Regions from separate parts of the Homo sapiens genome. Here region 1 is linked to region 2. A link is a contact called in ENCODE Hi-C or POLR2A ChIA-PET data. All regions are on one chromosome and are shown on one strand. Each heading gives the region's core, a stretch centred on a gene start or an enhancer-like site at or near the end of the contact. The rest is flanking DNA. Distances are from core to core; before and after follow the strand shown.

Region 1 (3,357 bases), core at 634-3,133, 190 kb after region 2:
TCCCAGCACTTTGGGAGGCCGAGGTGGGCAGATTACCTGAGGTCAGGAGTTTGAGACCAGCCTGGCCAACATGGTGAAACCCTGTCTCTACTAAAAACACAAAAATTAGCTGGGCGTGGTGGCACACGCCTGTAATCCCAGCTACTTGGGAGGCTGAGGCAGAAAAATTGCTTGAGCCTGGGAGACGGAGGTTGCAGTGAGCGGAGATCGTGTCACTGCACTCCAGCCTGGCTGACAGAGTGAGACTCTGTCTCAAAAAAAAAAAAAAAAAAAAGATAATCACAATTAATCACAGATTGACAAGGACATGTAGAAACTGCAACCCTGACACACTGCTAGTGGGAGTATAAATGGTTCAGTCACTTTGGATAATAGTGCGAGAGTTTCTTATAAAGTTAAACATAAATTTGCAAATGACCCAGCAATTCCAATCCGGTACATGTACCCAAGAGAAATGAAAACATATCTCCTCACCAAGACTTATGTGTAAAAGTTCATAGTGGCATTATTCATAAAAGCACAAAAGTAGAGACAATCCAAATGTCTATCAATTCATGTTTGTCCAGGATAAACAAAATGTGATACTATCCATATAATGGAATACTAGACTAGTCAGCAATGCAAAGGAACAAGCTATTGATACGTACTAAATCATGGACTAACCTCAAAAATGATATGCTATGTGAAAGAAGCCAGACACAAAAGACTATATGTTTTATGATTCCAATTACATTAAACATTAAGAAAATAAAGTCTATAGAGACAGAAAGCAGATTAGTGGTTGCCAGGGGCTTGGAATACAGATGGGTACAGGGATATTTTTGGAGTAATGGAAGTATTCTAAAACTGGATTGTGGTGATGGTTATAGAACTCTACACATTTACTGATGATTACTGAATTAAACACTTAAACTGAGTGAATTTTATGGTATGTAGATTATATCTTAATAAGGCTGTCACAGAAAGCCTAATGGTAAGTGAATAGTGAGTTTGCAGAATATACATTCAGTATAGTACAACATGAATACATGGACTAGATACACACCCACATCAGATATACTCATTGTATCTGGGGAAGGAGAGAAAGAATAGGTCTGAGGAGGAGAACACAGGGGACTTTAACTTCATTTATAATGTTTCAAACAAAAACAAACATATGACAAAATGTTAATATTTGTCCATTTTGGGTGGTAGGTATGTGAGTTCTCCCTAAACTGTTTTTTGTATTCTCCTATATTTTCTTCAATTCAAGACCAAAATTAAGCTAAACTAAGAACCGAAAAGAAAATGTAAATGATTACCTAGTTCCTTCATTAATTTTAATTCCTTTATGGCTTTAATTCGAATATCAAACACCATCTAAAACAGAGAAATAAAATAATGACTAAGTTGTAAAAAATGGGAGGAGATGAAAATGAGGATTGTCACTGTGTGCATAAACAAATTATTTGAGATATTAATTACCTGACATTTAGTAGTTTTTGCCCACTGGAAATTTTTCCATCCCTGAAATCCTTTTATAAGATCAAAAGCAAAAACTTAGGACTTCATAGTTAAGTTTTTACCAAATTGATGTTAATTGGAACAGAAAGGACACCTACAGAAAACTACAGAAACTGTAGAAAACTACAGAAACTAAAGAAACTAGCTGAAAGGCAATAAGCTGACAAACCAGTAACTTTTCTCATGAAAGCAAACAAAATAAACTGCAGGCAATCACATTTCTCTATGTCAGGAATGATGAATGTGGGGCCAGTAAGCATAAATAAAAATGTATACTATCAGCCCGAGTGCACTATTTAAAATTTCTGTTTAAATGACTTTATTTTAGATTCTTTCCCTTTTTCAGTTTAACCTAATTTCCTCTAGGATACAAAATCTTGTAAATTTAGGAGTAAAACCGATGTCAGACAATCTGTCCTCCCACAGCACCCCACATTGTGAAAAGAAGAAACAGAGTGAGTCATAAAGGACTTCACCAAAGTCTCTCACTTAGGGTCAAGGTACTAGATCTTCTGAACTTTAGTGTATTCATCATACAGTGTAAATATTAACACACTTTAAGAAATTATAATATTTATATAAAAGAAAACAACATTCTAGTAAGTTTCAACTTGTTATAGAAAAAAAACCCATAATGAATTGAGACTACATAAATATAAAAAGGTATTTCCTGAGATGGTGTTTAACGAAACTAGTCTTCAAATGGAGAACTGAAAGAGTTCCTTTTAAGAACACCTGGCTTTACAGAAAAACAGAGTATAATGTAAAACAATTTAAGATAAATTTAAAAAACAGAAGTCCACAACACAAAACCAAAACATATGTATACTTGGCTTAAAAAAAATACAGAAAAGACCCTTGAAAACAGCATTTTCAAGGAAGCCAAAGAATTTCATTTTGTGGGAGCCAGAGAATTCCATGAACTAACTAAATGAGTAACTCCCACATTCTAATTCTAGGCTTTGGAGGAAATTTTAAAAGGCACGTATTTTCTTGAAATATGCTAAGGGCTAACATAGGTAAACAAGCAATAATCAAATGTTAAATAAAAAGCTGACTTCCTAAGAGCTGAAGTCTATTGAGACAACTGTTCTGAAAGATTAAGGTATTGTTTTCTAAATAAAATTCTGTTAACTGAAAATCTATCAGCCAACCTTTAATTATATTCTACTCACTGTGTTAACAGTTGCTGATATTTTAACTTGCTTCTCTTCAGATTCTAACTGGCATAAATTTTTAACGTGGAGCCAGTCAATCTCATTCATACTAGTGACCCATTTCTCTTCCTTGGTCAACAAGCTGTAGGTAAAAAGAAAAGATCAGAAATTAATACCTTTCCTTAGGCATCACTTCCAAAACTCTGCATGTGTCACTTAATGTGACTAATTAGAGGTGACCAAGTTCTACTGAGTCGTCTCTATGATAAGTGGGCTACCTTTGCAGGGTAATGTTAGGCAGTAGTCTATAGAGTCTATATTCATGACTCCAAATATTCTTTGATTTACCTACATAATTTGTTGCCACATTTTTCACAGAGAACTTCTGTAAGTAAACAGTTGCTGGCTTCTGCCTGCACCCTGCAAATCACTAGGGGAGCTTTAAAAGAGCACCTATGCCAGGAGCCTACCCCACTGGATCTAGATTTCATTTAACAACAGGGCAGCCATGTGCAGTCTGTAGACTGACACTGCACAAAAGGGCCACATCTAAGGAGTGTCACACATGGCATATATATTGTATACTGCATTTCTACATAGAGTTTTGTTTTATAATTGCAGCCGGCAGTAGAGTATCTTGTTCTAACATTTTCCCACAGATAGTAGTAAAGGGTCCTGAAGAGGTGCCTTCTTTCTA
Region 2 (3,547 bases), core at 118-2,617:
CCCGGGCAAGCCAGGGTGAGCAGTGGCCCTAGGTGTCATATACCACTTTTCCCTGTGAGTCATCACAGATGAGGGTCAGAAATCCTGATGCGTGCAGACTAAGGAATTCTAGACTTTTCCCTCCCTCCCTTCCTTCCTTCCTTCCTTCCTTCCTTCCTTCCTTCCTTCCTTCCTTCCTTCCTTCCTTCCTTCCTCCCTTTCTTTCACAGTCTCCCTCTGTCACCCAGGCTGGAGTGCAGTGGTGTGATCTCGGCTCACTGCAACCTCCAGCTCCTGGGTTCAAGCCATTCTCCTGCCTCAGCCTCCCAAGTAGCTGGGATTACAGGCGTGCACCAATTTTGCCTGGCTAATTTTGTATTTTCAGTAGAGATGGGGATTTCGCCATGTTGGCCAGGCTGGTTTCAAACCCCTGACCTCAGGTGATCCATCCGCCTCAGCCTCCCAAAGTGCTGGGATTACCGGTGTGAGCCACTGCACCCGGATAGCTGTTAACTTTTTAAAAACAAAATATTAATTGCTTTCTATAGGCTGGGCACTGTACTGCATGCCTTGCACAAATTGTTTCTTTATCCTCAAACTTTGGCTGAGTGCAGTGGTTCACGCCTGTAATCCCAGTACTTTGGGAGGCCAAGGTGGGAGGATCCCTTGAGCCCAGGAGTTCAAGACCAGCCTGGGCAATATAGGGAGACCCTGCCTTTATTTTTTAAAAAAATCCTCAAGCTTAATTTTAAAGGTGATTAAAAGTCATCTTTTTAATCATCACAACGTCCCTATGAGTTAGATGCAATTATTACCCCCATTTTACTGATGGGGAAACTGAGGCTTAGAATAGATAAATAATTCACCCCACAGTTAGTGGCTAAGCCAAGATTGGCACCCAAACAGCCTGGCTCCAGGCCCACCTTCCTATCCACCACGTTCCACCCACCAACCAGTCCTGTACTGCCTCTAGCTAGTCTCTTGGAGGACAGGAAGGACAATGTTCATGAAGTAAGATGGAGGATGTTAGAAAGGGCTGAGCAGGGGAAAGGAGGGGTCTCCCAGGAGCTGCAGCCTTAGGGGACATGGGTGGGAGTTGATACAGAGCAGGTTATGGGTGACCAGAAATGGCCTGGAGACAGGACTTCAAAACCCCAGCCTTGAAGCTGAGGGCTGAGAAAGCCTAGCCTTGGAAGTGGAGGGAAACCATCATCAGAGAGGAGAGACCAGCGTGTACCCTGGGAGGCCGCAGGGAAAGTGCACGTGTTGGGGGACCAGTGCTGACCACCGGACTCCCGTCTTCCCCTTGCAGTGGAACAGGTGGCCAATGTGGTTCTCTACTCGAGTGATTATTACGTCAAGCCCGTGGCTATGGAGGAAGCGCAGTGAGTAGCTGTTGGGGTTTCCGTTTCCTGGGCGTCTCAGCCTTCTGTGTCAAGTTTCTCGCCGTTTATTGCTGAAGAAGGAACTAGAATGTTCAGCTAGCTCGCCAGCCTTCCACTTCCTTCCTCTTTCTCCCTTCGAGGGCTGCACAGAAAGTTAGCATCTTAGCTCTGCATCTACCACACCCCTCTGTGCCCATCTTACAGGAGTTCTGAGGATTAATGCAAGCCAAAGAATGACGCAGAGGAGAGAAATAAAGACAGAAATGTCACCATGGGATCAGCTGGCTTTTTCTATTTATCCTTGGAATGAATTGTTAGGAATTTGGTACTATTTCCACCTCCCAGAAGATGGTCAAATGAACTGTCAGCCCAGGCTAGGATTCCCTATCTTTTGATCTCAAATTGAAATCTTATACCAGTGACAACTGGATTAGAATATATCTGTTCTTAGCCTGTTGTTGTGAATGACTTTTCCCCTTTGTTAGAATCAAAAACAAATGAGAATCCTGCCATGGTTCCTTTATGCTGGCCTGAGAGACCTGCCCAGCTTTGCTGTGTGCCACAAAGTCAAATAGATTCATTTAATACATGGCTTGGAGTGGGGGGCGATGATCTCCCACCTCCAGCCCCCCGAGAGGATAGCTCGACCAGGTCTTAACTCTTTGCCTTGCTGGCATGTTCTAAGCACCGTTGTATGTAAAAAATATTATCAGGGTTAGAGGAAGGTTAGGGTAGGGGAATGATGAAAGACAACTGATTCCTTAAGATAATATAAGGTAATAGATAGATTTTTTTGAGATGGAGTCTCACTCTGTTGCCCAGGCTGGAGTGCAGTGGTGAGATCTCAGCTCACTGCAACCTCCACCACCCAGGTTCGAGCCATTCTCCTGACTCAGTCTCCCAAGTAGCTGGAATTACAGGAGCCCGCCACCAAGCCCAGCTAATTTTGTATTTTTTTTTTTTTTTGAGACGGAGTTTTGCTCTTGTTGCCCAAGCAGGAGTGCAATGGCGCGATCTTGACTCACTGCAACCTTTGCCTCCTGGGTTCAAGTGATTCTCCTGCCTCAGCCTCCTGAGTAGCTGGGATTACAGGCACACGCCACCACCCCTGGCTAATTTTTTGTATTTTTATTAGAAATGGGGTTTCACCATGTTAGCCAGGCTGGTCTCGAACTCCTGACCTCAGGTGATCTGCCCACCTCGGCCTCCCAAAGTGCTGGGATTACAGGAGTGAGCCACCGTGCCTGGCTGATTTTGTATTTTTAGTAGAGACAGGGTTTCACCTGTTGGCCAGGCTGGTCTCAAACTCCTGACCTCAGGTGATCTGCTTGCCTCAGCCTCCCAAAGTGCTGAAATTACAGGCGTGAGCCACCGCACCTGGCCTATATGGGAATATTTAAAAGGCAACTTTAGGAGAAACTATTACTGTTATTCAAAACAGATTCAAACTGTAGGTCTACAAGGGAGGGAGACAGGAAAGAACCACCACTCACTGCCTCCTTTCTGCCAAGATTGGGCTCTGTTCTGCCTTTAGGGGATCCTCGCACATCCCTGTGCCCTGGAGGGGTCTTGGCCCTGGTTCACCTTTCCTCATGTGCTCAGCAACATGGGAGCAAAGGATCCTGGCTGAGTTTTCCCCTAATATGTATTCCATCACCTGGTCCTCTTTCAAAGTGTTGGGTGCATTTTGGGTCAAAGATTCCCAGGAAACTGGAAAGCATTCCAAAGTCCCCCAAAGGCTGGAGGAGCCTGGGAGCTGGACTGGACCATGCTGACAAGTCTGAAGCTAGAGGCCACTCAGAAAGCTGCAGAGCAGGAGCCATCGTCCCAGAGCCCTGTGGCTTCTGGGGCTTTAGTGGGCAGGCTTCCACGGAACCAGGACAGACCTGACTCCCAAGCTGCTCCCCACCATCCAAACCCACATCCTGAAGCTCTGGGGAGTGGCCCCAGAGCCTTGGCATAGTCCTTTGGCAAGCTCTGCACAAACACAAAAAGTCCATCCTCTGAGCCCAACCCCAAGGGCCCTCTTCCTATTCCAGCCATCTTTACAATGCTGTTTCTGCTTTTTTCAATGCTCAAATTACGCTCATTAAGAGAGGTTCCACCAGGACCCAGATGGTAGGATGTGGGCCACCTTGGGCTCTGGCAGATTTCTGTAAAGAGCTTCCTGTAGACACTGGAGG

What was found. A loop is a pair of places that touch in the nucleus more often than their neighbours do. ChIA-PET counts read pairs that join two places held with the same protein, here RNA polymerase II (POLR2A). Pooled maps may share reads with other maps.
Region 1: a loop to region 2 is called in a map with no recorded cell type, with 4 times the contacts of the local background. The contact joins two enhancer-like sites. A Hi-C loop is called at or near these places in 1 of 37 single-sample maps with no recorded cell type and 2 of 50 pooled maps. POLR2A ChIA-PET finds 5 or more read pairs at or near these places in 2 of 52 experiments (GM12878 and activated naive CD4-positive, alpha-beta T cell).

What each region holds. Positions count from the first base shown.
Region 1 is chr2:233,518,313-233,521,669 of GRCh38, forward strand. USP40 (ubiquitin specific peptidase 40) reads right to left here. Exons shown (of 32, transcript NM_001365479.2): 17 at 2,679-2,802; 18 at 1,302-1,359. Among named protein-coding and RNA genes, the nearest start is that of USP40, 47 kb to the right of the region's middle. Within about 2 kb of position 1,884, at least 3 of the 41 ENCODE cell types and tissues checked have a DNase peak (open chromatin) inside an H3K27ac peak, as active enhancers do; they include GM12878, where a contact is called at or near this core.
Region 2 is chr2:233,330,349-233,333,895 of GRCh38, forward strand. It overlaps SAG (S-antigen visual arrestin), which reads left to right. Exons shown (of 16, transcript NM_000541.5): 10 at 1,292-1,364. Among named protein-coding and RNA genes, the nearest start is that of DGKD, 22 kb to the right of the region's middle. Within about 2 kb of position 1,368, at least 19 of the 41 ENCODE cell types and tissues checked have a DNase peak (open chromatin) inside an H3K27ac peak, as active enhancers do; they include GM12878, where a contact is called at or near this core.